Linked DNA regions of Homo sapiens: region 2 is linked to region 1. Evidence: chromatin loops called from intact Hi-C (ENCODE). Cell type or tissue: Caco-2. All regions are shown on one strand. Each heading gives the region's core, and the rest is flanking DNA. Links, peaks and the distances in the headings are about the cores only.

Region 1 (16,558 bases), core at 5,520-13,519:
CCTGGCATGGCTCTAAAGAAGATCAACGGCATAGATCATGGGGATGATACCTAGGGGAGAGGGAAAGGCAGCCCTTGGGGGAATGGTGCTGTGTATAGTTCAGGGTCAATAATATTTTGGGCATGAAACAGAGAGTTCTTGAGGAGTCTAAGGGCTAACTGAAGAAAAATAAGTCTTCCAATGAGATCACAGTGATAGGCTGAGGATGGCAAGGCTGAATAGCCACTTTTCTTCCACTGGCAAAGCATACATTCTTGAAAACTGGACACTCTTTGTCTCCATATCTAATGCCTCTTGGAAGTTTCAGAACATTTGTCCTCCCTCATCCCGTTTAGTGCTCCCATCCTCACTGGGGAACAGAGGAGGAGAAGCACAGTTTCTCACCACATAGCCAGAGAAGATGCCTATAGGCCTGATGGGTTTGACCCTGATGCCAATGTCTCCTTCTGTGCCGGGGGGCAGGACGTTGCCCTTATCATCTATAACCTGGAGAAAGAAGCATATTGGAAGAATGACGCACACAGCAGGAGATGGCTTCAATGGCAGCAGGAGATTGCTGAGTTGGTCAAATGAAAGACTCTCTTGCTCTAGTGGAGACTGAAAACGACAACCAAAAACCAAGGGAACCCAAGAGTCTTAAACTCAGATCTCTGATCCACCTGCCTGGAATAGTTTAGGTGAATCCTTTTATTGAGACTGGCCCAGATGAGCCTGGGGAGATGCTTTTGGCTCTAGGAGCTCAGATAAAATAATAGCCTCCTCTTACCTTTGAGACCTACCTCACCTGTGGACTTAGAAATCGGGCAGATCAAAACTCAAATTTACTCTGCTACCTTACTAGCTGACTTTGAACTACTTAAACTCTTTGCTTCAGTGCTTTCACCCATAAAACAGAGATACTGACAGCTTATTTCACAGGATTTTTATAGGAATGAAATAAGATACTAAGAAAGGGGCTTAGCAAATGGTTATCATAGTGAATGGCATGGCAAGTAACTGGATATGACACTGAATAGCGTCTAAGTTACACTTTAGATATACAGAACTATACACATAACACAGATACACAAACACAAATTCTAGTTCTCAAAAAACAACAAGAGAAAGCAATAAAACTTTAGCTACTACACATTCATTATAGTGTATTTTTACTAGTGAAAACTGGGACATCATCCCTTGGTCCGATAAAAGGCATAAACAGCAGTGGATACATACTATTTAATACTATATCATCATTAAAAATCATGCTGCAGGTTGGCATTAATTGAACTGAAAAGATCGTTACCTATATTGTTAAATGATAAAAGCTAGTTACAAAATATTATGTCAAGATTCACCCCATTTTTGTTTTTAAAGCATATATACTTGTATACTGTCTAGCTAATTTGCTAGATATTCAAAGTGAGTCCTTCTGGATGGTAAGAATATAAATCATTTCTCCTTTTCCTCCTTCCTTCCCTCACTCTCTCCTTCCCCCTAACCTCCCTCCGTCCCTTTTTTCTGATATTATCTTAATATCAGTACTTTCTATTATTTTTGACTCAATAAACAATGGAAAACATAAATTACTGAAAATCAGTGTTTCCCCTAACTTCCTCCCTCCTCAGTGTCCCGAGCAAACCTGTACATCATAACAGGAAGCAGCCGTTCCCATGTATCCTGGTTTGATTTTCATTGTCTTGGAAACCATGCAAGTTAATCCCTGTGGAAAGAAGCAGACAGATCAGCAAACCTCAGGAGGAGGTACAAGGTCACAGAAAAAGAAAAAATTTCTGCAGAGCGGGTCCTGACACTGTCCTGAACTTGGCCTGCACTTGGTGGCTCCCCCTGCTCCTCATTCCCTGGCTCTCTCCCCATTACTGGAATCACAATCCTAGGGGCCTCACTAAATTGTTTGTTCAGGAAGCAACCCATCTACCACTCCCCAGGAAGAGGACCTAACAATCACATTATAATCTCTTTTAGGGGGAGTCACATTTTAATACGACGCTATGGATACCCAAAGCCCTTGCAAACTATATGGAATCACCAATATGCAATCTGTAAGACCTAAAATATACTTACTTTTATTTTTATTTTGAATTTTTGTGGTGTATCTATTTATGGGATATATGAGATGTTTTGATACAGGCATGCAATATGAAATAATCACATCATGAAGACTGAGGTATCCATTTCCTCAAGCAGTAAAATATACTTTTTAAAGTATCTCCCATGGCAGCACCAGTTCTGCTTGAACCCTGAAATGAACCTTCCCAACAGAATAACAGATGAGTGGTGGATGCCTCACTGACAGAGACACAGATTGTCATTTTCTCAGATCTAGCCTGGACACCAGATGTCACAATGACCCATCTTTTCCCGCCACCCACTGTGCTGGAAAGGGCAAGTTGATTGACCCACCTCAGAAGAGAGGCTGCTGAGTGATTAAGATCATGGGAATCTGAGTGTCCTTGTAAGCATATTCTAAACATGTCCTCCTCTGAATGGTGGGAGGCCCCTGCCAGGGTATGCTTGCCACAACTCCATTGTCCTTATTCATATTTGCAGAGCTCTTCCTGGCTCTTTCATACCACAGAGCTGCCATCAACACTCTGCAAAAGTTCTACCAAGGGTACTCATTAGCTAAAGAAGGATGCAGGGTAAGAGAGTGGAGAGGAAGAGGCAAGAAGTGCTGAGAGTCACAAGTAAGAGGCACTGGAAAAAGGAGAAGAAGAGTTGGGGAAAAGTATTCCCCATGTAGTTTTGATAAGTAAAATAGTATAGAATAGCATAAATCCACATTGTGCACATGAGACCTCAAGAGTTCCAAGAAGATATGTCAGGAGGTGCAGTAAAGCCATGGTGGGTTCTTCTTCCCATTCCTCACTTCAGTCTAAGCAGCTTTGTACAGTGCTTGACATGTTTGATAAACTTTGGTCTCTGCTAAAATGTTTCCCCATCACAGAGGAACTTTCTGACTACCATATGTGATTTACCAACTTCTCACCCCATCTCATCTACTTTACTTTTTCCATCGCATTTCTCACCACCTGCCATGCTAGATATTTCTTAGTTTATTGTCTCTCTCCCCAAATCTCACTGGAATGTAATCTCCCAGAAAACAGGAACTTTGCCTTTTTTGTTCTGTGCTGAATTTTCAATACTCAGTACCTGTCCCTTCACAGAGGCTCAATAAATATTTCTCAAATAAATGAATGATACATGGTGGCTAACATGTTTTATTGTCAAAGAGAATTTTGAAGCCCAAAAAGTGCACACAGCCCATGGTTCCCCTGGGAACAGGTACCGTTTCTGTCTGGCCATAGAATTCTCGGATGTCCAGTCCTGTCTGGGCCCTCCAGTTCTCCAGAGTTTCTGGAAGAAGGGACTCCCCTCCAGCGAGGCAGTTCTGTAGATGGGGGAACTTGTAACTGAAGAAGAGAAATAAATGTTTGCCCTCAGCCTCCCTGGAACCAAAGTCCACTCAGGCCTAGACTTGGTTTCTGGGTGCTTTGATGATGCAAATGGCTTCATGGGGCTCTCTGTGTGCGAGAGATTCAGATAGATAGGCATGAATGTATGTGAGGGAGTCAGGGGGATGGGGCCAGACTCTCTTACCAATCCTCAAAGCCCCATCACCTGGAAAGATCCTGCTGTAGCAACATCCGGTAAACAATAGGGGCACCCATCATACTCTTGATTGGATAACTGGAGAGTGTCTGGAAGACAAGAGCCAGGTGAGACATTGGTCACCAGGTCAAATGCCAACTTATGGCTATGCACAGTGGTTACAATTGTGAGCTATGGAGTTGTAGAGGTCTGGATGAAAACCCTAGCTTGTTTACTATGTCTGATTCAAGTTAAATGAGCCCCACAACTCTCATGCACCCTGAAGGCACAAATAACAGGGAAATGAGTACATATTATTGTAGTGAAAAAGTCTAAGGCTAATTTGAAACATTTTTGTCAAATCCTGGATGTCTGTTCCTGCCAGTTTAAGACTTGCCCTCATTAACACACCCCTAGGAGTATATCACCCCCCAGCAACCAAGGGAAGATCAGCTGCCTGAGTACAGCAGCTGTCTTGGTTGAGTCCCTTAACTTTCTGTAGCCAGCTTTATAATAGATTGTTTCCAGCCTTATTTTCCTGAAAATATTTTTGGGATATATTTTAGATATAAAAGTTCTTTGAAAAGCTAAAGACATCTATAGACATTTCAAAACAAGTGCTACAAAAAGACCTAGTACTGAATACTTGCCATGTCCTGTGTTACCTCATTTAATTTTTCCAATAACCTCATGGAGTGTGCGCTATCATCCTCATGATACAGAGGGGAAACCCATGATGTACAAGGTTAAGTAGCTGCTCCAAGGTCACCTAGTCAGCAAGTAGTGGGATCATTATTTGCAGCATGTATTCCTGTCATATAACACCATCTCCATCCCATGCTTTTCTTTATGCAGAATGTAATAGAGTATTGTCTTAATCTGTTTTCTGTTGTTATAACTGAGTACCCGAGACAGAGTAATTTATGAAGAAAATAAATTTATTTCTTGCAGTTCTAGGGGCTGGAAAGTCCAAGGTCAAGAAGCTGCATCTGGTGAGAACCTTCTTGCTGATGGGGACTCTGCAGAGTCCCAAGGAGGTTCGGGGCATCACATGGCAAAGGGGCTCATGAGGTAGAGCAAAACTGGCTTTTGGTATAACAGACTCACTCTCCAAAACTAACCCACTAACATGATAAACTGTTAATCCATTAATCCCTCATGAGGCCCAATCATCTCTTAAATGCCCCACTGCTTACTACTGTTACACTGGGGATTGAGTTTGTTGATGAAAGGAGCCAAACTCTGTAAAATATTTGAAGAGATTTATTCTGAGCCAAACATGAGTAACCATGGCCATGACAGAGCCCTCAGGAGGTCCTGAGAACACGTGCCCAAGGTGGTCAGGGTGCACTTTGGTTTTATACATTTTAGGGAGACATAAGACATCAATCAAACACATTTAAAAAATACATTGGTTTGGTCCAGAAAGGTGGGGCAACTTGAAGCGGGGGCTTCCAGCTTATAGGTAGATTTAAATTTTTTCTGGTTGACAATTGGTTGAGTTGATCTAAAGACCTGGGATCAATAGAAAGGAATGCCTTAGTTAAGATAAATAATTGTGGAGACCCAAGTTCTTATTTGCACAGGAAGCTTTTAGGTACTGACACTAGGCTTTTTAGACAGAATAGGTTTTAATTTTTTTTTATCAGACTTAAAGTCTATATTGATGTTAATACCAGAAAGGTATAATGAGGCATGTCCCACTCCGACTTCCTGTCATGGCCTGAAACAGTCTCTCAGGTTAAATTTTAAAAGAACCCTGGCTGAGGAGGAAGTCCATTCAGATGGTTGGGAGGATGGGGCCTTAGGATTTTATTTTTGGTTTACAAGTTTCATCATGAGTTTTGGGGGGCACAAATATTCAAACCATGGCAATGGTTTAAGCAAAATGTCTAGAAAAAATGACAAATGTGAGTATCATGCAATAATTTCCTTCAAATGTGCTTGATACACAGATATAAGCTATGAAAATGATCCCATATTCCTTATTGCTTTGACTTACTAGAAGCTCAACTTGCAACTACATACTCATTTGCTATATTTCTCCTTAATTTCCTTAGTCTTTTCCACCCTACACCTCCAACCTATATTTTCCTAATGGGCTTTATAAGTTTATGTCTGTTTTCATTTTTTTAATGGTGGAACTTATTAAAAACCAGTTCAAATCCTTTTGAGAAGGACACAGAGTAAGAATTTGCTTAAAACAGAGAATGACAGTATTATTTGAAGATAATTTCCTATGAAAATCCAGACCACACCTGGCTTTTTGACTTTTGAAGACGTCATCTATGCCTTAGCTTGAACCTTTGCTGCAGCCAAATAGATGTCTGGATGGGCCATTAGAGATCTGGGGGCACAGCAGGGAAATAACCCAACCCCTCTATCATAGAGTCCAACATAGGGTGTATCTTCATAAGCAAAATGAGGTCATTTTCATTGCTTTGTTGCTACAGGATAAAGCATAGCTGCAGTTTGTGGGTCTTATTTAATGGCTGTACCATCAAGTTCTATAGGAAAAAATTCCACTTATTCTTCCGAATTGCTTCTAGAAAATCATCTTAAATTGGAAATAACCCAAAGTTCATTAACAATAGGATGGGGGAACATTTTTACAGATTCACGTAATGGAATACTATGCAGCCAGCTAAAAGAACAAACATCTGATACATGCAACACATGGACTAATCTCACAGAGAATATTTTGAGTAAAAGAAGCCAAATGAAAAAGATTATATATAATGTTGTTCCATTTACATGAAATGCAAGAAGAGATAAAATTAATCTATGGTGATAGATATCAAACGAAGGATTAACTTATGGGGGGCAGATACTGTCAGAGAAGGGGTATGAACACCTTCTGCAGTGGTGGGAATGTTTCATGTCTTTATCTGGTGGTGTTTACAGGGGTGTCTGATATGAATTGGATGTTGTGTCCCCACCTAAATCCCTATATTAAAGCTCTAACCCTCAACTTGATGGTATTTGGAGGTGGGGCTTTTAGGGGTAATTATGAAAGATAATGAAGCAGGTGCCCCAGTGATAGCATGAGTGTCTTTATTTTTAAAAAGGAAGATATACCAGCACTGTCTCTCTCAACCATGTGAGAATATAGCAGTAAGGGAGCCATCAACAAGCCAGGAAGAGAGGGCTTCCCCAGGAATCCAATTATGCTGGCACCCTGATCTCAGACTTACAGCCTCCAGAGCTATGAGAAGTAAATGTCTGTTATTTAAGCCACCTAGACTATGGTATTTTATTATAGTAGCCCAAGCTGACTAAGACAGTATCTAACACAGCTAAATTATTTTCAAACTGTACACATAGGATGGTGGCACTCTGTGCACTTTACCTTCAGTTTGTGTGTTATGCTGCAAATAAAAAAGGAAATGAAATGTGCACTCACAAACACACACACACACTCATGAGAGCGAGATGGCATCCCCTCCAATACTCCAGTTTTCCCTTTTACATGTGGTTCACCAGCATCTATCTGATAGGTGACACCAGTGGAAGAGCCCATTACATTTGTTGAGTGAACAAATGACCTACAATATCTTTCTCCTGAACATACTCCTTTTATCTATATATGTGCCTGTCTCCTACCCCAGAACATGAGCTCTGCGAGGTCAGGGACCATTTCCATCTCGTTTACTGAACACTGTTCTCCACATGGCAGAGGTTTAGCAAAAATTAGATGAATTGAAACAAACTACAAAAAATTGAAGTGTGCAAACCTCGGGCTCACTCTGAATAACTGCTGCAAACTGGATCCTCTCTTACCTTTAGAATAACCAGTGGGTCAAACTTTGGCAAGAGATGAACAAATGTGCATGCTCCTAATGTCCAAGATTCCAAAAGTGAGCCCAAGATGTTCAGTATCCAACCTGTGTCTGATATGGTCCACATTATATCAGAGGCTTGCAGGCCTGTCCAACTGAAAACACAGACAAAACACATGTACATATAGGTGGGTGCATGCTTAGGATGCGTGGGACACTAAGGTGTAGGGGAGGAAAGGGAGGTGTGTGTGCAGAGGTGTGCGTGTATCTGCCTGCAGGTTTATAGGCATATGTTTAAGTATAAGTAGGAAGGGGGAAGAAAAGTTGTTCTGTCCACACATCCTGCATTGATAGGAGATGAATGTTCGGAAGGTGGGACCCCAGTTGACATGACTTAATATATAATTGGGTCTCATTCTCCTCTTAACTCCAAAACTCCGTACAGTTTCTGGCATGCATGTGGTAACCACCCAGGAAAATTTTACTAACACAAGACATCTGCATGGCAAATATTCTAACAGATGCCTTGCCAAGTTCAAGTTTGGCTGAATAGAACTTTGCTTCTCTTTTCTTTAAGTACTGCAAATTGCCCATAAAGCTGATGGTCTTGCACTAAGTGAACTCATCCCTTTTCTCTTTTCAGGGCAGAATAAAAGGTTTAGGACTTTCTTAAAGCAAGAATGATTTAAGCTAGACATGAACAACTTCCTTGTGACGGGAACTGCCATAGTGTATCTTCTTTCCTGAAGATGATTAATACTTTCAGCTCTGTAGGGAAATTAGGTCATAGTACAAGACTTCTCTAAGTCTCACTTTATATCTGCAAAAAATGAGACCACTACCAAATTTTTTGGGGGAAGGGGAATTTAATATCTTAGTTATATTTAAGTAATTTATCCCCATCTTTTAGAAACTGCCTTTTACTGCAGCTCTTCTATTGTATAATTTTTACTAACTTATTTATTTTTCTGTCCCTATGGGCTCATAGATGGAACATTTACATTTTCCATTTTTTGCATTAATGTATCTTCCCATTCTAATAATAAAATTAACATGGAAGGTGGGATCTACTAAAACAATTCTGATGATTTATAGATATCATTGCTTGAATACCTTGGCACAGTGTTTCCTGATTCCACAAATGGGATTAATGTATCAGTGGGAAAAAAATGCTCAACTATGGGGTCTGTGATCCAGAAATCCTGAGATCTTTGTTCACAAATTTATCCAATTATATCTTCCACTTCAGTCAATTTGCAAAGTAATTTGCTGCCGACAAAAACTGCCCTCTTGGAGTGTGGGCGGTATCAAAGCAAATTGCCAGCATCCCAAAGAACAACATAGAGATCAGCCTGGGGAAATGCACGTAAGCCTTTTGCTAATCATTCACCCTGCTAGGCACATGGCTTAACACATGGAAGAAGTTTTGAGACCCTGTGTTATCTAAAATATGTGTCCCATTGAAGGTACTTGATACCCAGCATGTGAAGCCATGTCCTCTTTAGCTTTCCTTCTGAATTTTCTTTCTCAGAACCACAAGGTGGTGACACAGCCCAGGAGCATTGGATTTGAACTCAGAAACGTCTTCATGCCTGGTCATGCAATTCTCTGTAGAGAGAAAGAGCTCAGCTTACCCAGCATCCATCTTGGCCTTGAGGCCCAGGCTCGAGTAGGAATGTTCTGCCATCTTGGGAAGACCACTGGTCCCACTAGTGAAGTAGATGGCAGATGCTTCCTGGCTTCCAGTCTCCACACAGTGATGAGTGGTGGATGCCTCACTGACAAAGACACAGATTGTCATTTTCTCAGATCTAGCCTGGACACCAGATATCAAAGTGACCCATCTTTTCCCACCACCCACTGTGCTGAAAAGGGCAAGTTGATGGACCCACCTCACAAGAGAGGCTGCTGAGTGATTAAGATCATGGGAGCCTGAGTCAATCAGAGTTGGGTTTGAAAACTACTCAAGTTTGGCACTTTGTTATCAATGCAACCTTAAACTACTTATTTAACTTCTCTGTGTCTCACTTTATATCTGCAAAAAAGTGAGATCAAGTCTTATAGAGTTATTGAGAAAGTTAACTCTGCCACCAAAGAAATGAGCAACTTGCTTAGCAAGAGCTCAATAAATGCTAATCTAATTGTTGTGAAGAGCCCTGGCATGACACCAAGTGGACAGGAGGGGTGGAATTAATACGAGTTTTCCAAGTACTTTCTTGGCACTCTCTTCTATTCCCTGGAAGCACCTACATATCTCTTGGACATCTCCAGTGTCTTGATTTTGAACCTTTAAAAGCAGGCATGATGCTATTTATTTCCATGACAGCTACCTTAAAGACCATGGCATTAGGAAGGAAAAGCTGAAGTTTTCCCTTCAAGTTTCCTATCATATGTGCCCCCGCTAGAGGGATTTCAGACATGTTGACAGAGAAAATCATTAATCCAGCCAGTCTTGCTATCGGCTTTTGGAAGGACTATCAAGGTCTTTCCATGCTATCAACACATGGAAAGGCCTCTGACCTTGATCAGCCTCTCTTAGAGATACAAGAGGTGGGAAGAAGAGCCTAGAAACTTGGTATATCAGCCATCTCTTGGGTTTTCCCTCATGACCTTGGCCTCACCCCTGATTTGAGTCATAGTTCCAGTAAATTGTTCTGGGTGGGTTTCAACCCACTTGGTGTTAACACCATGTTGTTTCCAGTGTGCATCACGAGTGATTCACTTTGTGCCCCATAGTTTCTCTGTTTTACCATAGCATGGAACTCTGACCCACTCTTCACGCATGAGTGCGCAGCCCAGAAGTGTGGAGGCAATAACACCCCCAGGACAACCCTGAACCTGTGAGGACCAGATGCTAATGATTCAGTGCTTTTCAATCCTTTAGAGGACAATCCTGGGAGGCATTCTATGTGCTGCTCAGAAGGTCCAGGCAGATCAAGCCCCACTTAGTCCTTGCAATGACTTGAAAAAAAAAACCCTTGTATTAGCTTTTATTTCTTCCCAGCTTCACTCTTCCTAGTCCCATGCTGTTCTTCCTGCAACTCCTCAATAAAGCACCTGCACCTAAGTGCTTGGCTCTGTTTCCAGTTTTAGTTAAAACCCAGGATGAGACATGTAGATACTCACTTTAGTAGTTTCTTGAAGTTCAGCCACCCATCGCAGCTTTTCTCAGACACCAGTAGCTTAATTCTCAGAGAAGGACATTCAGATGCCACTGTGTCCACTTCTTGGATGACTTCATCCCCAGCAACAATAGCCTTGGCCTTAGACATCTGCAACCTATACAGTATGTCAGTGGATTTCATCTGGATGGTTCCAGGCATAAAGATGAGACCTAAAGAAGCCAACAATTTAGAGAATTGGAAAGGATGGTTTTCTTTGTCCCTAGAGAAGCCTGAGATAAACATCAAGCAGGGAGCAAGTGGGGAAGGAGAGGATGGGGAAGTAATGACCAATGGAGAACGTCAATAAAAAAGGGGACTAAGGACTAGGGAGTGAATGAAACCTAGGATTCCCTGGGTTGTCAGAGTCTTAAGGGCCCTACTGAGACAAAGAAAAGAAATTGAATTGCTAATGTCACACTGTTGACAGTCTAAGACACATACAATTCTCCTCACCCACTCTCACCCCTCAAAAAAAATTTTCTACAGGAGTTCGCTGTATTCAAAACTCTCATATGATAATTAAAGAATCATGAGGAAAGGCACTTGGAACTGTCCATGGTCTTGAAACACCAATAGCTCTAGGTCCTGGCAATTTATTTCAACCCTGGGACATTAAATGCATTTTTCTTAGATGAGAGTGCCTTCAGTTTTACATATCTATGTACACACAAAGTATAGTTGTATATATTTATTGGGTACAAAGCGGTATTATAATTTTTGAAGACAATGTGAGATGATTAAATTAAGCTAATTCACATATCCATCACCTCAAGTATTTAACATTTTTTTTGTGATGAGAACATTAGAAAGTTTTGCTCTTAATGATACTGAAATTTACAGTACTGAATTATTAGCTGTGTTTAGCATGCTGTACAATTTATCTTAAAAAATTAGACTTATTCCTTGCACAGATATATCCCATGATTATCACTTTCCTAAATTCTTGTTCTTCTTTACTATTTTAATGAGACTCCTTTGATTTTTAAAATCTTCTGTAGAATAACTAGACTTAGGGCCAGGCATGGTGGCTCATGCCTGTAATCCTGGCACTTTTGGAGGCCAAGGAGGGCAGACTATTAGAGGTCAAGAGTTCAAGACCAGCCTGGCCAACATGGCGAAACCCCAGCTTTACTAAAAATACAAAAATTATCTGGGCTTGGTGGCACACGCCTGTAATCCCAGCTACTCAGGAGGCTGACGCAGGAGGATTGCTTGAACCTGGGAGGCAAAGGTTGCAGTGAGCCAAAATCGCACCACTGCACTCCAGCCTGGACTACAGAGGGAGACTCCATCTCAAAAAAATAAAAGAAAAAGAAAAGAACAGAATAACTACACAGGTTTCATTATTTGTGAAGCTTAAACCACATGCCCGTCCTGTTAAATAGCTTTTAACCTTAGCTCACTTTCTTCCCACTCTCAACACTTTGGGATTCTCACTGCACACCTGTAAATATCCTCAAATGTTTCTCTACCATGGTGGTCAATTGAGACAGACACAGAACAGTAGACACATCTCTTCCTCTGGGTTCTCCTTTCCTTCTGGCTATAATTTCAGTATGTCACCTTTCTCTCTGGCTTGTTCTCTCTTTCCACAGGCTTCCAAGTTCCTGCAATTGGTTTGGTTGCCTCTGATAGTTTCTAATTCCTGGCTGCATTCATGTCTTTCTCTTTACCCACTCTCATGCTCAGCCCATTGTCCCCAGAATATGCGGCGGGTGGGAGCTTTTAGTTGGGATTAGGCTGTGTGCAAGCAGAGGTGGAAACGGCAGTTTGTGAAAGAGGTTGCTGGAGTTTCTTGGGGTTCTTTTTGATACCACTGTACTTCTCATCCTTTTAATATAAAAGTTGATGATTCTCAAATTTCTGTCTCCATCTCAAATTTTAGAGCCTTAAATCCAACTTGTTATCACTTCTTGAACATCACATGGACATCCTGGACTCAACATGCCCAAATTGAACTTGTCATATTTTCCTAACATACCCATACCTCTTTCTATATCTGTGCTCTTCACTCCAGTGAAAGACAGCACCCACTTGCTGAAATGTCTGACTTCTCTCTCTCTCCCTCGCATCTTCTTTGAATAACCCTGTTATTAGTTCCCCCCCAATTGCCTGTTAAATCCACTTATCTCCATCTCTACTACCTCAACCAAACTGAAGCCATCACTAACCGTTCACCTCTTATCTGAGATTTCCAACTCCACTATTGCCTTCCTCATCCCATTCCCTATTGAGCATCCAATATGACCATCCAAACAGAGGATGATCATGTAACTCAATGTATCAATGGTTTGAGTGTCACTCAATCCATCAATCATTTCCCATTCACCACTGGATAAATGTCCACAACTCTTACCATGGACCACAAGGCACTGCCAATATAGCACCTGGCCACCTCTACATGTTCATTCTATTGCCACTACTTTCTTTTATGGCCTGGACTTCAGGCACACAGATATCCTTTTAGGTTCTTTTATAATTTTCAAGCTTCCCTCCCCTGTGGCTTTGAAACTGCCTTTGGAAAAATTATGACACTGAGGGAAATCTGACATAGCTGACTTCATCTTGTTTCCAACCTCACAAGCTATCTATCTTTGCTCATCCCTGGACATAGTCCAAGCTAACTATGGCAGAAATCTAACTTATAGTCTAACTTTAAAACAAAAATGATAATAGCTCCCTCCTGAAACTAACTGTGTCCGTGCTTGGAGATTGAAACTGCCTTTGGAAAAATAACAAATTTGTCACAAGGCTAGAATTATAGTTCAGGAGTCATGGAGCCAGAGGTCACAAGATTTGTAACCTCCCCAATTTCTCCGATAGATTACATCATTATGGTAAACCCTAAGACTGGTATTTGAGGTGTTCTTCAGACCTTGCATTCTGATGGACCAGCTTGCACTACCCAGATCAGTAACTGATACCAAGAAACTAACTCAACCAGTTCTGTGATCTCTGAGGAGTTGACTCAACACAAGAAGACAGCTTCAACCCATGTTTTCATCCCCAGCCAAACCAATCAGCATTTCCTATTCCCTAGCCCCCTGCATGCCAAAGCATCCTTGAAAAACTCTAGTCTCTGATTTCCTGGGGAGGTGGATTTAAGAAACATCCTCCATCCTTCAACTTGGCTGTCTATGCAATTATTAAACTCTTCTCTACCACAACTCCTACTGTTTTCAGTGTTTGGCTTTTCTGGGAAGTGGACAAGAAGAAATCATCAGATAATTACATCTTCACATATGCTGTTCCCTTTGCTTGGCACAAGCCTCTCTATCTCTTGGCAAAATCCTACTCATCCTGCAGATCTCAGCTCAAATATCACTTCCATTGAGACTTAGTTGCTCCTCATATTGGTTAATTCAAGTCTCTTTTTAGAAAAGCATTGGCAAACTTTTTCTGCAAAGAGCCAAATAGTAAATATTTTAGGTTTTGTGGATAAGACACTCTCTCGTTCCAACTACTCAAGTTGCCACTGCAGTGCAAATGCAGCCACATATAATATGGAAACAAGTGGGCATAGCTGTGTTATAATAAAACTTTATTTACAAAAACAAGCTGTGGGCAGGATTTGGCCTGCAGGTCACAGTCTACCAAATTTATTTGTATAGATTTTAATAGAATTCTCATACCACTTATCATAATTCTGATTAAATACTTACATGTGCAATTAATAGTTTAAGAGCTTTCTCCAAAGTTCTGTAAGTCCCATGAATATGTAAACTATGTCATTGTTGTTGTTCACCCTGCATAAGTGCTTGGCACATAGTTTGCTTAAATAAGTGGAAGCAGGGAGAAGTCTTTCTTCATATGAGAGAGGACAGCATGCTCCAAGGCAGAGACTTCTTTTGAGAGAGGTGGCTGCATTTCTCTGCTATCAGTTTTCTTCACAAGGAAGACAGTTCTCTGTCCAGGTAGTCAGTTACCAACCTGCTCGAATGCAGCCCAGGATCACCAGCCACCACTCAGGCACTCGGGGCAGCATCACTGCCACACGATCCCCACGCTGCAGGCCACAGGCTCCCGAGAGGATGTTGGCTGCCTGCTGGCTGTTTTCACTCAGTTCTCTGAAATTCCACATTAATTCCTTCCCCTTCCCATTCACCCACCACAGGGCTGGGCTTGGGAGTCGCTTGCCAGCCTGAGGAAAGAGAAACCCTGTTGATTAGGGGGCATTGGTACACAAGCAGGTAGGATAAATTCCAAGTCTTGGGATTGCCAAGCTGGTGCTTAGTAAGGTTTTTTATCTCAGCACCTCCATACAATCATAAAAAGTATTGAAAACCCTAAAGAGTTGTTATTTATATGAGTTATATCTATCAATATCTACCATAGTAGATATTAAAACAGAATTTTTGTAAATGTATGCTTTTAGAAATAACTGTAATAAACCCATTATATATTAGCATGCATAATTTTTTTATAATGATAAAGTGTACTTTTCAAAATGAAAAAATAATGAGGAAAGTGGCATTATTTTATTTATTGCATCTATTTATTCTGCAATTCCCTTTAATGTCTTAGTAGAATAACATTGGATCCTCTCATCTGATTCTGCATTCACTCTGTTGTGAGTACCAACATGTATCTTCTGGAAAATGCTATTGTATACTCTTGAAAGAATTAGAATAAAAAGGCAAATATCACTTTAGATTTATTTATATATTTATCTCTATCTACTTACTTTTTTTAATTTTGTGGTAAAAATACACATAACATTTCCAGTTTTAACTATTTTTGAGTGTACAGTTCAGTGGCATTAAGTACATTCTCATTGTTATGCAACAATCACCACCATCCATCTCCCGAAGTTTTTCATCATCCAAAACGAAAACTCTGTCCCCGTTACACAATCACCTGTCATCCCCTCTCCCATTAGGCCCTGATAAACACCATTCTACTTTCCTACTCTATGAATTTGACTATTCTAGATACATGATATTGTCTGAATATTTGTCCTCTCCAAGTCTCATGTTGAAATGCAATCCCCAATGTCAGAGGTGGGGCTTGGTAGGAGGTGATTGGATCATGGGGGTGGGACCCTCATGAATGGCTTAGCACCATCCCCTTGGTGATAAATGAGATCATAAGATCTGGTTGTTTAAAAGTGAGTGGCACCTTCTCACTCTCTGTTTTGCTCCTCATCTTGCCCTTTGTTGTGCCTGCTCTTTCTTCATCTTCCAACATTATTGTAAATTTCTTGAGGCCCCCATCAGAAGCAGATGCCAGCACACTTCCTGTACACTGTGCAGAACTTTGGGCCAATTAAATCTCTTTTCTTTGTAAGTTACCTAATCTCAGGTATTCCTTTACAGCAACACAAGAACAGTCCGATACAGAAAATTGGTACCAGAAGTGGGATATTGCTATAAAGATACCTGAAAATGTAGAACTAACTCTGGAACTTGGTCATGGGAAGAAATTGAAGAGTTTGGAAGGCTTAGAAGAGATAGAAAGATGAGGAAAAGTTTGGAACGTCTTAGGCACTGGTTAAATAGTTGTGAACAAAATGCTGATAGAATTATGGACAATGAAATGCAGGCTGACCAGATTTCAAATGGAAATAAGGAACTTTTCGGGAACTGAAGCAAAGGTCCTCCTTCCTATATTTTAGCAAAGAACTTGGCTGCATTGTGTTCATAGCCTAGTGATCTGTGGAAGTTTTAACGTAAGAGTAATGACTTAGGGAATCTGACAGAAGAAATTTTTAAGCAACAGAGCATTCAAGATTTGACCTGAATGTTTGACGAATAGATAATGTTGCATATACATAACAATGGAATATTATTTCAGCCTTAAAAAGGAAGGAAATTCTGACATATGTTACATGCATAAACCTTGAAGACATGCTAAGTGAAATTAGCCAGACACAAAAAACCAAATACTGTGTGATTTCATTTATATAAGGTACTATATTAGGCTGCTCTTGCATTGTTATAAAGGAATATCTGACACTGGGTAATTTATAAAGAAAAAAGTTTAATTGGCTCACAGTTATGCAGGGTGTACAGGAAGCATGGTGCT
Region 2 (16,558 bases), core at 4,948-12,947, 140 kb after region 1:
TGCAGTGGTGTGATCTGAGCTCACTGCAACCTCAGCCTCCTGGGTTCAAGCAATTGTCCTGTCTCAGCCTCTCCAGCAGCTGGGATTAAAGGTGTCCACCACCATGCCCAGCTATTTTTTATTATTATTATTATTTTTAGTAGAGATAGGTTTTCACCAGGTTGGCCAGGATGGTCTTGGACTTCTGACCACAAGTGATCTGTCTGCCTTAGCCTCCCAAAGTGCTGGGATTACAGCTGTGAGCCACCATGCCTGGCCTCCCTACATTTCTTCTCTGCACTAACACCTGTACCCTCTCTCCAGGAAAACACCACACTTCTCGTCCTGACTTTGAAGATGCTGCTTTCTTTCCATCTTTCTCCCCTACACCTTATTTTCTATTTCAAAATGGCCATGCCTCACCCCATGCTTGGAATGTCCTTCCTTTGTTTCTAATCCTCTTTAATTCTTCTTAGCCCAGAGGGCTCAGCTCAAGTCTTTTTTTTTTTTTTTGAGAGTCTTGCCACCACGCCTGGCTAATTCTTTCTTTCTTTCTCTCTCTCTCTCTCTTTCTTTCTTTCTTTCTTTCTTTTTGTATTTTAGTAGAGATGGGGTTTCACCATGTTGGCCAGGATGGTCTCGATCTCCTGACCTCATGATCCACCCACCTCAGCCTCCCAAAGTGCTGGTATTATAGGCCTAAGCCACCACCCAGGCCAAGTCTTAGATTTCCCATGGACCATCTTATAGGTCTACAGATGACATGGCTTTTCATCTCTATACTCCTTCCACCAGTTTTATTACTTCTTGATTTCACATGATCTGGCTGAATGAATCACCTATTTTATTTGTGAGAGAATATGAGACGGAGAGAGAGAAAATATGATCAAGAGTATGGCAGAGTGCTGTACACATGATAAAATGAGAGAAGTGATTCAAAAAAGAATCTGTGAGTCACTGATTCTAATCTATATAGACAAAAAATAAGTCATCAAAAGGGGAAGGGAAATCTCTACATAAGAATTCTAACTAATAAATGAAACTGACAGAAATAGAAAATTTCCATGTAAAACCAACATGGTAATATTCAATTAGGTAAAGAATCATCACTAGGTACTCAAACCATAATGTGAAAGAATGTTAGGGAATAGGAATATTCACACAATCGCTTAAGGATCACACAATGAATTATTTATTAATTACAAGGAAAAATTGTGCCTTTGTAAAGGATAAAGGTTTTCTGTGAAAACCACCTTGCTTAAGTGATAAAACAGTATAACTGAAGAGGGAACAAACTGACTTCAGAATATACCCCCTGATGTGATGCACAGAGGAAGACACAACTTTGTCCTTGCAATTCTCCTGCCTAACGTGTCTAATCTGAATATAATCACAAAGAAAGAGTCAGAAATACAAATTTGGAGATATATTCTACAATACAACTTGCATTCTTCAAAAATGTCACTGTCATGCAGAAAAGGCTGTGGAATATTTTGGATCTTATCAGATGCCTGCTTTTGTGTTTATGAGTGTTTACCTGGTGTTCATAGGTGTCACAATGCCCACTAGTGATTCTTAAATAATTCAGTAAGAAAGGGAGAGAAAGAGAGAGGGAGAGAGTGCTCAAATATGGAAAAACATTATCAATGAATCTTTAAAAAAGTAAGACTCTCTGAGGCTGTGCAAGAGAAAGTGTATGTGTGTTTGTGTGTGTGTGTGTATGAGACAAAGTTTGGCACTGCACTTGAGAGTGTATGAATGTGAGAGTGTGAGGGAGAGAATAAGAGAATTTGTGAGGGAGTATGAGAAAGACAAAGACTGTGAAGAAGAAAGGAGGTACAGAGAAGAGAAATTGTTTTGTCTCTAATTAAACTGATAATTCCCACAGGGCAGGAAGCCTTGCTTTGTGGTCCCAGCACAGAAACTGGGGCGAAGGCTTCAAAGCTGTGTCAGTGCCAGGCTGGGTGCACAGCACCTAATATCTCAGGACCCATTGGTTCTAGAACAGCCCCGAGGTCCACCAGGTCCCTCTTGCATCACTGACCTGTTCGCATGCAGCCCACAGCCACCAGCCACCACTCAGGAACTCGAGGCAGCATCAAGGCCAGATGGTCTCCCTGTTGTAGGCCACAGGTCTGTGTGAAGACGTTGGCTACACGGCGGGTTAGGTCTCCCATCTCTCTGAAGCTCCACTTTACTTCATCCCCTTGGCCATTCACCCACCAAAAAGCTGGATTTGGACCTCTCTTGCCCTCCTGGTCAAGACCATATATTATGTGTTATTTTCTGCTTCAAAGAAAAAGGGCACTTAGTAAACTAATCCACAGCCATAGTCACGTTCCAATGTGAACACAGCTTAAGGACTGAGATCCCATTTTAAAACATTTATACAGCCAGGCGCAGTGGCTCATGCTTGTAATTCCAGTACTTTAGGAGGTGGAGGCAGGTTGATCATGAGGTCAGGAGTTCGAGACCAGCCTGACCAACATGGTGAAACCCTGTCTCTACTAAAAATTTAAAAATTAGCTGGGCATGGTGGTGCATGCCTGTAATCTCAGCTATTCAGGAGGCTGAGGTAGGAGAATTGCTTGAACCCAGGAGGCAGAGGTTGCAGTGAGCCAAGATTGCACCATTGCACTCCAGCCTGGATGACACAGTGAGACTCCGTCTCAAAAAAAAAAAACAAACAAAAAAAAAACAAAAAACTTATAGCATCAGGAGAGGTTTAGGGGTGGAGCGGGACTTCTGGCCTACTGTAGCCACCCTGCCTCAAGCCACATAAGACCATAAACAGCCTTTATGCTTCCTATTGAAGATTTAAAACTCCATTCCACCACATGCCTGCCTTAATTCCATATGGACTGTGCATTCTTCTCTGTGCCTTAGTTTCTCCTCAATAAAATGCTGACAATAATTATTACCTAGAAAGTAGCAAAGTTTAAATAAGTTATTTACATAAAGCATGTAAGAGTGCCTGTCACATAGTAAATGCTCAATAAATATTATTATTATCACAATAAAACAAAACAAAAGAGGCTTACTTAATTGCTAAATTTTTGAAAAAAATTTTTTTAATTAAGTTACTCTTAGAGGTGAGGGCAGTAACAAAGCAGACTAGGAAGCTCCAGGCCCTTTTTTGCCTCATAGAAACAGCAAGATTCTACCTACAGAAACAACAGATGGACTGAAATAGCTTCATGGGAGGTCTAGAAACCAGCCAAGGATCTGCAGAAAACCAAACAAATGCCCCCAGTCATGAAAAAGCCATACTCAATTCCCACTTACACAGGCAGGGGAACAACACACACTGGGGCCAGTCTGACGGGTCAGGGGCCATGGGAGGGAGAGCATTAGGACAAATAGCTAATGCATGCGGGGTTTAAAACCTAGATGACCAGTTGATAGGTGCAGAAAACCACCATGACACGCATATACCTACATAACAAACCTACATGTTCTGCACTTGTATCCCGGAACTTAAAGTAAAATAAAAATAAATAAATAAAAGCTAAATATAGAGCCAGGCGAGGTGGCACACACCTGTGGTCCCAGCTACTTGGGAGGCTGAGGCAGGAGGATAGCCTGAGCCCAGTTTCAGGCTACAGTGATTGTGCCACTGCATTCCAGCCTGGGAGACAGAATGAGACCCTGTCTCAAAAAAGAAAAAAAAAAAGTTTAACTATGGAAAGTGATTAACATGTTAATTGGTATGACTGCAGTAGTATATGTACAAGAAGACATCATGTTGTACACCTTAAATACGTATGATTAAAAATTTAAAAAGGAAAAAAATGAAAAAGCCATACTCAAAATGGTAGAAAATTTTGTGATTTTTTTTTTTTTTTTTTGGTCACCATTGCCCCCATCTCTTTCTGGTGTGGTGCGGTGCAGTCAAGAGGAAGCCCCCCAACTCCCACCTCTTCTCTCAGGACTGAAGGAAAGGAGTGAAACTTGTTTACAATGTTCTGGCTTGTCCAAGGGTTGCGGAGGGACTGGCTTCTGTCTTGCCTGACTTGCAGGTCAGATAGAAACCATGGCATAATTTGAATATGATGTTGGGGGTCTCTGAAAGCAGTGGTGGGTAACAGGCTGTGCAAAAACATCAGACCTGCAGGCACGTAGGGGAAAGAGAAATACAATAAAACATGTAAGACCCTGAAGAGAAGCAAGGAAGAGACTTTTAGGGAAATTAAGAAATTAAAACAGCCATTTATACGGGAAAATTAGCGAGGTGGGGCGGGATGCACACACAGAGGCCAAGGAAAGATAAATGCTAGAAAAGGCCTGAGAAGGCCTAAAGCCTTCACACTATGAAGATTAGTGAAGGTCTACCCCTGCATGCAGCTGCTCTTCAAGACTGAGAGAGGGGGGCTGCTTTTTTCAAATGCCTAACTTTCAACATAAAAACATAAAGCACACAAAGGAGCAGGAAAACATGGCTCATTCAAGGGAGCAAAATAAATCTCCAGAAACAAACCCTAAATAAACACAGGATTCAGCTACTAGGCAAAGATTTTAAATCAATTGTCTTAAATATGCTCAAAGAGCTAAAGGAAACCACAGATCCACACCTAAAGGAAATTAGAAAAACTATATATGAACAAAATAACAATACCAACAAAAAGATAGAAACTATATATTAAAAAAGAACCCGGCCAGGCACGGTGGCTCATGCCTGTAAACCCAGCACTTTGGGAGGCCGAGGCTACCGGATCACTTGAGGTCAGGAGTTTGAGACCAGCCTGGCCAACACGGCAAAACCCCATCTCTATTAAAAGTACAAAAGATAAGCCAGGCATAGTTGCATGCACCTGTAATCCCAGCTACTCAGGAGGCTGAGGCAGGAGAATTGCTTGAACCCAGGAGGTGGAGATTGCAGTGAGCTGAGATCGTGCCACTGCGCTCCAGCCTGGGAGACTAAGCAAAACTCTGTCTCAAAAAAAAAAAAAAGAAAGAACCAAACAATATTTGGAGCTGAAAAATATAGTAACTAAATAAACATAGTAACTAAATTGAAAATTCACTAGGGGTTCAATGGCAGATTCAAATAGGTAGAAGAAAAAATCCATAAACATAGACAGGTCATTTAAAATTACTGAATCTGAGAAGAAAAAGTTAAAAAGAAGGAAGAAAAATAAACAGAGTTTGAGGGAATTATAGGACACTATCAAGCCAACCAATATACCCATTTTGGGCATTCTAGAAAAAGAAAGAGAAAGAAATGGGCATAGAGGTTATTGGAAGAAATATTGGCCCCATGATCCCCAAATTTGAGACAATGCATGGTAATACAAATATGAGAAGCTCAATAAACCTCAAGTAGAATAAATCCAAGGAGGACCAATATCAAGACACATTATAATTAAACTGAAATCAGCAAGAGAAAAGCAACTCATGTACAAGAGATTCTCAATAAGATTATCAGTGGATTTCTCAGTAGAAACCTTGAGGCCAGAAAGAAGTGGATGATATATTTAAAGGGCTTAAAGAAAAAAAAAGCCAACCAAGAATTTTACATCCAGAAAGATTCTTCAAAAGTAAAGGGGAAATTAGGGTATTCCCAGATAAACAAAAGTCAAAGTTCACTATCCCTAGACTTGCCCCTACAAGAAATGCTAAAGGAAGTCCTCAAGGTGAAATAAAAGAATGCTGGAGAGGAACTCAAATATGAAAATGTAAAGTTCTCTTGTAAATATAAATTCATGGACAAATATAAAAATCAATATTATTATAAGTTTGGTTTGTAACTCCACTTGTTATTTGTTACAGTATTTAAAAAACAAATCATAAAAATAATTATAAATATATGTTAACTTATTAACATATATTTAATATGTTAATATATTATATTATATATTAATATATGTTAACATATATTTACAATATCTATGTTAAATAAATGTTAATTAAGCAATATACAAAAATGTTATTGATGACATCAATAACATAAAGTGTGGGGAGGGGCTGGCTGGGATAGAACTGTAAAGGGGAAGGATTTTTACATTTAATTTTCATTATTGGCCTTATAATGTCATGGGAGTAGGGTTTTTGTATGTGATTAAAATTAAGTTGTTATCAGTATTAAATAGATTGCTAGAACTACAAGATATCATATTTAATTCCCATGGTAACCACAAGGCAAATATTTATTGAATATACACAAAAGGAAATGAGAAGAAAATCAAAGTGTGTCACTACAAAAACTCAAGTAAACACAAAAGATGTCAGTAAGAGAGGAAATGAGAGACAGAAAAGCTATAAGACATCAAGAAAACAATTACCAAAATGGCAATAGTAAATCCTTGCCTGTCAGTAGTTACTTTAAATGTAAGTGGACTAAACTCCCCAGTCAAAAGACATAGATTGGCAGAATGGATAAAAAAAAAATCCAACTACATGCTGTCTGCAAAAATTAAGCTACTTCTATGTGATTGAATATGATAAAATCAATGAAAAACTTTTAGAATTGTTTTTATAATAAAATGCTTATAGTTTAATATTAATTTTGAAAAACAAAATTGCATTTATATTACTCAAATTTATATAGTAATGTTCACCCATTCACCTCCTCCTTTTACTTCCTTCCTCTCCAACCCATCTTGTTTCAAAAATTCTCAACCAGATTTCCAGTCTGGGCAATGAAAAAAATGAATTTATACTCTTAAGGCAGAGATATTTTGGCATCATCAGATTGGGAGACTAGGTTAAATAATGGATTGTGAAATCAGACAGCCTGGACCCAAACCCTGCTCTCCCACTTATTAGACATGTGATTTCAGTATATTCATTAAATCCTTGGAACCTCAGTTTCTTCATTAAGGAAATAGAGACAATAACAGTACACATCTAATTAGATGATTAAATGCAAGGTGATTGCCAAGGCACATAACAATGCTCTCTGTAACTGAGGGTTTTATTTTTCTTGAGGTTACTATGCAAATTCAGAGAAAAGAAAAAGAAGGTGGTGGGGAGGAAGATGCCATAAAGGCATGTAGGCTTTGGATAGTAATACATGAATACATATTCATGGAACACTTAAAAATTATATTAACTCTCCAATTCCATCTCAGGGGGATTCTCTCTTCTGTACAAAGACAGTGCTGGGTGACTTTTTACACTACCATATTGGCAGCTGGGAGTTAGTGGCTATAAATACCATCCATTGTCTACCTGACTCCTAATGTCACTACTGCTTCTCTCTTGGTCTGTGTCTTGTGAGAAGACAAACCAAGCACTTGGGGTTTTCTGCAGAAACACATAACCTCTGGAAGACACAGGGCTTGGTTTTTCTTGACATACCTTAAAGCCACAGTCAAGTAGGTAGTTGACAAGGAGGAATCTAATTAGACTTGCCATCCTCATGGGAAGATGGATGGCCTAACATAGGTAAATGTGTCAGACACTCATGTGCACATTCAGGTGGTCTATCCCCTCCTCTGCATGCAGTCTCAAGTCAAGCCCAAGTTTGATGACATGAATACCAGTTAAGACACATTGTCCCATTCACTGAAGATGAGAACTCAGACTAATACGAATTTGCTGACCTTGTGACTAGAACTTTGCACCTGGTCACAATTATAGTACCCTGATTGAATAAAAGATATATTTACCTATTTTCTTGTTTTTAAAGGAGTTAATTCCTCATTTCATAGATGAAACCACTGAGGCTCAATGAAGTAAGGAAATGGCCAGGCTGGGAATAGAACCTTGAAATATAAGCTTCTTCCACAACACTGATAAGTTGAGGCAGAAGTAACTTTGGTTCCATACCTTTCAGCCTAGTAGGAGCAAGATAAGGAAAGTGAGGCCACCCTTGTTCTTATATCGCCATCACGGCAGATCTCTTACCTTCTCCTTTTGAGCCCAGTAGTCCAGTACATAACTTGCAAAGTTAAATTCCTCCGGTACTTCATAGTCATTCCATCTTGGGGCTCCAAATTCTGATAAAGACCGGCAGCGCAGCTGTGAAGGGGCAGGGTGGATGTTGTGGAAGGATTTGTGGATGCCCCAGAGGGTCCGGAACCTCATTAGCCACTGCATGGTGAAACAGTCCTCAGAAACCAGGCACAGAGTTCTCAAGTCACCACCTGCCTTGGGAAGAGATGGCTAATAGATTGGCTGTGTATCCAAAACTTTCTCCCTAAATTGGGTGCATGTTTTTGGTTAATTGCTACAGTTATAGCTTTGTTTCAGGTCACCAGAATTTGGAAGGCACCCCTGATTGATTTTGGTGGGGATTTATCTTCCCAGCTGAGGAACCACATGGCAGAAAACGCTGGGGAGGTTATATAGCTACTATTATGGGTTTGGTGCGCGTTCCTAGGGGTCTTCTCCTTCAACCTGCTAAGATGTCAGCCCAGGATGGAAGCCATATGGTCATCCCTTTTGTGGTAGAGCAACTCGCCTTTTGGAAAGTTCTGTACCTTATAGTGTCTTTACTTTAGAAACTTCCCTTTCTGCCAAGCCAAATCATGTTGTTGCCATGGAAGCTGTGATATCTTTATATGATCCCATCCCATGACTAAAGTTGATTGGTCCAGGGTTGAGCAGTCATTTCTCATGACTTTGTAACCTAAGCTGGGCCAATCATAATACCTCTCCAATGTGTGTGTGTGTGTGTGTGTGTGTGTGTGTGTGTGTGTGTGTGTGTGTGTGTGTTTCTAAACAGATTTAAATATATCAGGCTGTCTCCCTCTGGTGGAATGCACATTTTGTGTGCTGTTTGTGGTTATGATTCCTATCATGTGGAGACAGCCCCCCTACAGGCGAGAATGAAACTGATGTACAGAAACAATGAGATGAGGTGGAGTAAGAATCCTGCAGTCATTCAAGTCCCTGGTTCAAATTGTTCCTCTGCATGTCTGCCCCTGTCTTGTTAATATTCTCTGGATTCTGTAAGCCAAAAGATTCTCCTTTGCCTGAGACTGGGTTTCTGTCACTTGAGACTATAAAGATACTGAAAAATATACACCATCATCCTCAGAGCAGATGCTGCTGTTGACAAAAAGAGTTAAACTCTGTAAAATATTTGAAGAGATTTATTCTGAGCCAAATATGAGTGAACCTGGCCCGTGACACAGCCCTCAGGAAATCCTGAGACTATGTGGCCAAGGTGGTTGGGGTACGGCTTGGTTTTATATACTTTAGGAAGGCATGAGACATTAATTAAATACATTTAAGAACTGTGTTGGCTTGGTTCAGAAAGGTGGGAAAACCTAAAGTGGGGGCTTCCAGGCTATAGGTAAATTTAAACATTTTGTGGCTGACAATTGGGTGAGTTTATTTGAAGACCTGGGATTAATGGCAAGGAATGTTCAGGTTAAGGTAAAGCTTTGTGGAGACCAAGTTTTATTGTGCACCGGTATCTCTCAGACACCAGACGTCAGAGAGAGAGCAGGTTGTAAAATATGTCTTAGACCTAAAAGGGTATGTGGCTCTTAGTTGATTGTCTCCTGGATCTGGGAAGGAAGGAAAGAAAACAAAGAGGAAATGGGGTTCTTTATAGAATGTGGATTTTTCCTACAAGAGACTTTGCAGGGCAATTTCAAGGTATGGCAAGGAAATATATTTTTGGGTAAAACATTTTGATTTTCTTCTTGTTATGCCAGAGTCTGATTGGAAAGTAAGTCTTGATATACAGGGTTAAATAAAACCCATCTGATGAGAATTTATGGTTTGTAGGGCATAACTCCCTAAGCCCCTTAGATAGGAATTTCAGCAAGATAAAAAATTAGAGCTTAGGCCAGGCACAGTGGCTCATGCCTATAATCCCAGCCCTTTGGGAGGCTGAGGCAGGTGGATCATGAGGTCAGGAGTTTGAGACCATCCTGGCTAACATGATGAAACCCTGTCTCTACTAAAAATTTGAAAAATTAGCCAGGCATGGAAGTGCCTGCCTGTAGTCCCAGCTACTGGTGAGGCTGAGGCAGGAGAATCACTTGAACCTGGGAGTCGGAGGTTGCAGTGAGCCGAGATCATGCCACTGCACTGAAGCCTGGGCAACAGAGCAAAATTCCGTCTCAAAAAAAAAAAAAAAAATTCAGATCTTAGTCCTCACTGCTAATGTCACTGCACTTTCCAATGGACTGGGATGTGGCATTGAGTTCTTCCCTAGAGTAGCATTCAGGACAGCTGATACCAATGCATCAGAGTTGACACATAAAATTAAACCTCATTGCCCCTTCAGATCCTGAAATATGCTGCCAACATGACAGCAGGAACCTCCTTTATTAGGATCCTTCTTGAAGTTTGATTGGAAAAAATGGCTTAAGCTGGATCCTTTCTTTCCATGTAAATGTTGACTGAAGAAAGCTATTTCTCAAACAGCTTTGAGATTGAAGCACTTTATCATCATGAACATTTAAGTTCCCTCTTGCTCACTTTCAACAATGATAAAATACCGGCTGACAACAGACCCATATAATAGACAATAGAACTAGTAATGGCCAGTGATGCTGGGTCTTTATTTCAACTTGTTGTCAAGTGGCTGGAGCTGAGAATTGTCTGCTTTATTTAAATGAGATGTTCTCCAGTTTGATGCAGTTCCTACCACTTTATTTTGTCCCTCCTGCCTGCTTCTCCACTTATTGTAGCTGTCCAGCCCCTGTGTATATTTGAGCTTAAAATCTCTAACCTAGGCCAACATCCCAGGAGAGGCAGGAATTTCCCCAAAGTCATGATGCAATTTTAATATTGTAAAAAGTAAAATAGAGGTTCCTCTTCAAAGACTTTCCTCCCCATCTAATTAGGAATAAATAGTAACTTCTCTTAAAAGCAAAATTTATTCAAAGTCCTGTGCTAAGATTCTTAAATATCTGCTAACCGTAATAAAGAAATCAATGTACTTTATGTTCTTAGCTCCCACAATTTAGCCTAAATATTTGCCCTGGCATTCTTATACTGGTCCAAGCAAGCATTAGGCCATAGCCTGTTCCTCTTGCTTATTTAAAAGTGTTTTAATCTTTCTCAGCATTTCACGAGTTACTTCCTCTTTCCTTTGTTCTCCTCTACCTTTGCCTCTTTAAAAAAGTTCTAAGTTGCTAGCCAATCGGGACAAATACAGAATGTGAGGTCCCGTTCCAGCCAGTGGAAACCGGACACAGCAGTAGGGTGGATGCGTCAGGTTATAAATGACCCTGTCTCCTTTGTTCTATGTACTCTCCTGGCAAAACTGCTGGCAAGTGTACCATTTCTGCAGGAAGTAAAAATGGCCTTGCTGAGTAAATTAAATTTACATTCAAGTCCTATTTCTTTACGGCACCAAGGAACAAACATTTCAAACAATATTGTAGCCAAGTTGGTTCTAGAAGCCCATCACCTCTGTTACATTTTCCAACACACACCTCCTTCCACAGGCATGAGCTTAGTTTGGGTGAGAATATCAAACTCAGTTGCAATTTTTCTATGCAGGTGTCTATATGACCTCAGGGTCTTCCTTAAAATACAAACTCACCATTTTTCCTGAAGACAGTCCAAACAACCCCTTACTAAGTGACTAAAGACCAAAACAAAAGGGAGAGATATAGTGAGGGAATCCATTAACCAGTTATCATGGTTTGAACTGTGTCCCCCATGAATGTATGTGGTGAAGTACGAACCCCAATATTTCAGAACACCACTGTATTTGGAGATTGGGTCTTTAAAAATGTAATTAAGTTAAAATGAGTTATTAGGGTGGGCCCTAATCCAATATGACTGGTGTCCTTATAAAAAGAGGAGATTAGGACACAGACACACACAGAGGGAGACCATGTGAATATGAAGATAGCCAAGGAAAAAGACCTCAGAGAAAACCACCCTGATCTTGGACCTCCAGCCTTCAGAACTTTGAGAAAATCAATTTCTGTTGTTTAAACCACTCAGTCATTAGTAATTTTCATGGCAGCCCTAGCAAACCAATGTACTCCTCTTGATCAAATAAAGAAGAAATGACTTTGGCATCATCTCACAAATGTGTTTGTGATTCTAATTTAATCTTCGTCACATGAGAGGGCCAAACACAGTGCCCAGCTGTGGAGAACTGTGGTAGCTGAAACAGCATGGCCCTAGAGATCAAACAACACGGGCTCAAATTCCAGCACTTTCATTTCCCACCCACATAACTTGGGGCAATTTATTTAACCTCCCTATAAAAACATAGGCATATTGGCAGCACCTATTGCCTGAAGCCATGGTGATAAATGCACGATATCCTGCAAAAAGCATTCAGCACGGACAAGTATTTTAGAAATAAGAGCTGTTGCTAGTTAACACACTTTATAGGGAAGCTCTTATAGAGTAGTTAAGCCAGAGGAAAAAAATTTCCTTAACTTTTGGAGTTAAGGTCTAAAGAGAAGGAATGGGGATGAATACCTGAACATAGACACCATAGGACTGGTATATGTCCAGCTTTTTCACTGATTATCTGTCTATCTATCTATCTATCTATTACCTATCTATTATCTATCTATCATCTATTTATCTATCTATTACCTATCTATTATGTATCTATCGTCTATCTATCTACCTATTACCTATTTTCTATCTATCTATCATCTATCTATCTATCTATCTATCTAGATATATAAGAACCTGATCTCCAAGTGTTGAGGACTGAAAATCAGATATCTATATGTCTATGTCTGCGTCTATCTCTATCTCTGTATGTATGTTAAGCTTCATTTCTAAATCTATTTCTGTATCTATATACCAATATTTACATTTATACCTATATCACTATCTGTGTATATCTATACATTAATATTAATGTCTATAACAATAACACATGTACACTGTAGTCATGTGCCACAATATGATGTCATTGTCAGTGATGGATCACATATACAGAGTGGCCCATACAATTATAATGACATATTTCTACTGTACCTTTTCTATGTTTCAATACACAAGTACTTACCATCGTGTCATGACTGCCTACAGTATTTAATACAGCAACAAGCTACATAGGTTTGTAGCCTAGAAGCAATGGGCTATAGCATATCGCCTATATGTGTAGAAGACTATGCTTTGTGGGTTTGTGTAAGTACACTCTATGAGTTCCCATAATAACAAAATCACCTAACAATGCATTTCTCAGACGTATCTTGGTTGTTAAGTGATGCATGTCTCTATCTCTATCACTATCTCTGTCTCTATCTCTATCTCCGTCTCTGTCTCTGTTTCGATATCTATTTCCATCCACATCTGTCTTCAGATTTGACTTCACAAAGCTTAGTTTGTCTATTTCTCACCGTGCTGGACATAGTAAGTGCTCAACAAAAAGTTAGATTCTTCCCTTCTTTGTCATAATTCAGAAAACTGAGTGATGAAAGTCAGAAAGAGAAAAGCCAGTGTGCCCACAAATTATCTGAGTTATAGAAAAATGTATTTTTTCTTTCTCAAGTATTTACTATAGATGTACCATGTACAGTTTTAGATACTATTGGAGATTAATTAAACTGAAAGAGTTCCTACCCTGTTAGAGCATATCATTAAAGCACATCCTATGAAATCATTTTAAAGAACAATTTTCTGAACTGCTTAAAGTGCATTCTGAAAGCAATTTGACATGGTAGCTTTGAGAGGCAGCTGGGCTCCCCACTGTATTCCCAGATACATAGTGCCTTGAACAGCTCCTGCAACTAAGCTTTGACTTCACAGGACTTGGGACTGATAAAGCTATTTAATGAAGCAACATACTTACTGTGTTATAGGGTATCCCAGAGTTACAGAGCCAGGGCTAGATGTTTGTCTCTGTTGTCTAGCAGCTGGGTCTTTGGTGCTGTTCATGTCTCTGAACTTAAGCGCACAGTAGTAATACCTTCTTCCCAGCTCCCCATAAGGATTAGTGTGATAATTTACTTGCTGGCACTGAATGAAGTGCACGGTAAGGACTCAATAAATGTTGAGGTACCTTTTAACTCCCAGCAAATTCTGAAGCCAACCCCCTCCCCATTAGATGTTAACCATTTTTTTTGAAACTGTCACCTGGACTGGAGTGCAGTGGTGTGATCATAGCTCACTGCAGCCTCAATCTCCTGGGCTACAGTCATCCTCCTGCCTCAGCCTTTCAAGTACCTGGGACCACAGGCATGTATTACTATGCTTGGATAATTTTTTTTAGAAGGCATTCACTTTATAGAAAGTGAGCCAACTTCTGCATAGATAGAAAAGATTTCCTTCAAACATTCATCTCTGACTTTGTGCCTGTCTCCCACGGCTCACCACATTCAGAGCTGCCTGACACTAAACCAGTCCCCATTTACATGCCAGCCACTGTGCTAAACATATTACATGTACGTTCCTATTTATTCCTCTCACCCAATATCACCATTGTCATTTTGCCTCTAAAATGAAGTGCCAAGAAGTTAAGTGACTTGCCCAAGGTCACTCAACTTAAAAGTAGCATTGCCAGAACTTAAAATTGGATTACACACACACACACACACACACACACACACACACACACACACACACACAGATAGAAGCTGACCTTCACCTCTGTCTTACCTGGTACTGTTTAGGACGTAGCTGAACTAGGTCCCTGGTAGGTATGGAAAAGGAGGTTGAGCTCTCTTTTGTAGGTTCAGTTCTCTCTGATCAGGTGATCCGCAGGATTGTGCACCCAGCAGAACTTGGCTTCTGGCCACAGCGAAGGGGGACCTTGAACAGAGAACTTGTTAGGAATTGGGTAATTCAGTAGGGGGAGGAGATGCTCAGGTAAAATAGGACAGAAACAATTACAGGCCTCCACGGAGAGATAATCACTTAGAAAACAAACCATGTGGGCCGGGCGCAGTGGCTCGCGCCTGTAATCCCAGCACATTGGGAGGCCGAGGCGGGCGGATCACGAGGTCAGGAGATGGAGACCATCCTGGCTAACACGGTGAAACCCCGTCTCTACTAAAAATACAAAAAATTAGCCGGGTGTGGTGGTGGGCGCCTGTAGTCCCAGCTACTCGGGAGGCTGAGGCAGGAGAATGGCGTGAACACGGGAGGCGGAGCTTGCAGTGAGCCGAGATCATGCCACTGCACTCCAGCCTGGGAGACAGAGACTCTGTCTCAAAAAAAAAAAAAAAAAGAAAAACAAACCACGTATACGAAGTCACCTCCAATTCCGGTGGCATGGCTAGGGGTGTGAATGAACTAGATCCAATGGTGCATTTTCACTAGTTCTCTGTGGCTAACCTGCTCCCCCTTCCCAGCCCTACATCACCATAGTCTCCCTTAAATGACAGCTGAGAGTCAGTGTAGCCTAATGGATAAGAGCCTGGGCTCTGGAGGTCTGGAGGCAGAAAGGTCTGAGTTTGAGCCTTAGGTCTGCCACTTAACCTCCATGTCATCTTTGTGGACCTTCTTGCTCTGGGCCTCACCTCCCTTAATTGGTTTTCGGTTGCTTTTGAGACAGAATCTCATGCTGTCACCCAGGCTGGAATGCAATGGCATGGTCTTGGCTCACTGCAACCTCCGCCTCCCAGGTTTAATTGAGTCTCTTGCCTCAGCCTCCCAAGTAGCTGGGATTATAGGTGCCCGCCACCACACCCAGTTAATTTTTGTATTTTTAATAGAGACAGGGTTTCATCATGTTGGCCAGGGTGGTCTTGAGCTCTTGACCTCAGGTGATCTGCCCGCCTCAGCCTCCTAAAGTGCTGGGATTACAGGCATGAGCCACAGCACCCAACACCTACCTTATTTGTAAAATAGGAATGATAACAACAATACCTACCTCCCAGGGTGTTTTCTTTGCTTCTTCATTTGTTTGTTAGAACTAGATGAAATAATTTATAAAAAGCATGTAGCACACGGTGCTGGGCATAGTCGATGTTGGCTCTTTTTATTCACTTGGGATTCTCAGAGGAACAATTTGGTATCCTGGTAAAATGCAGGGTCTTTGGAATCCCAAAGTCTTGAGCTTAATTAAGTCCAACCTCAGGCACTCACAAGAAAGCTCTTGGGTGAACCATTTTCCTTTCAAAGCTTGGTCTTGACATTTGTAAAATGAAGCAGGATTTGTTAATAAGATTTGTTGCATGGGATCATTGAAAGGATTATGTGACACCAAGCCTGTAAAGCACCTGGACCAGGCATTTAGATGGAGGGTTGATAGTGATATTGCATTGGATAAACCAAGGTAGTCATAGGTAGCGGCTTGTACTATGACTTTTCTACTGGAGCCATTTTTGGGGCATTGTTAGAGAATGAGGGATCTCCAGTATTTTCATTGAAGCTGGGAAGAAATTATTTCTGATCAAAGTCATGGCTAAAGATTTCTGGAGACACCCAGGACATTCCTGACAGGACCGTGTGGCAAGCTAGGATAGTTTGGGTTTTTAATATTTAGCTTTCTGTGGCCAGTCACTGGAGAGGTGAGAAGGCAGGGCTAGTTGACTGGCCATGGTAAGCTAAACCTTAAACACCCAAAGCATCAAAGTACCAAAAAACAAAGAAACGAACAAACAAAACAACTAACCAAAAAACCTCTGTTACTAAAGAGAAGGAGCAGCCACTTTTCGGAAAAGAATGGAGACGGGGGAAAAGCCCTTGACACACTCTCTGCATCTGAGTAGTTCTCCCCTGTGGAACTGCAACATGAAGGCATGGA

The links. A loop is a pair of places that touch in the nucleus more often than their neighbours do. Peaks named below come from ENCODE experiments on the same cell type or tissue, not always from the same donor. Only the 100,000 strongest peaks of a DNase experiment are listed, where the experiment ranks them.
Region 2: a loop joins it to region 1, with 6 times the contacts of the local background. A loop is called at or near these places in 3 of 110 quality-filtered maps.

Annotation. Positions count from the first base shown.
Region 1 is chr16:20,544,773-20,561,330 of GRCh38, forward strand. ACSM2B (acyl-CoA synthetase medium chain family member 2B) reads right to left here. Exons shown (of 14, transcript NM_001105069.2): 3 at 14,465-14,675; 4 at 10,497-10,704; 5 at 9,005-9,148; 6 at 7,372-7,525; 7 at 3,622-3,701; 8 at 3,290-3,413; 9 at 1,622-1,702; 10 at 385-486. Among named protein-coding and RNA genes, the nearest start is that of ACSM2B, 23 kb to the right of the region's middle. In Caco-2, for the core only: a CTCF peak has its summit at 8,924 (motif pointing right); no DNase peak of the experiment used is centred there.
Region 2 is chr16:20,683,170-20,699,727 of GRCh38, forward strand. It overlaps ACSM1 (acyl-CoA synthetase medium chain family member 1), which reads right to left and starts at 14,511. Exons shown (of 14, transcript NM_001318890.3): 1 at 14,467-14,511; 2 at 7,828-8,070; 3 at 2,024-2,234. The coding sequence starts at 8,019. It also overlaps a transcript of ACSM3 not described here. In Caco-2, for the core only: a CTCF peak has its summit at 8,693 (motif pointing left); a DNase peak (open chromatin) is centred at 8,702.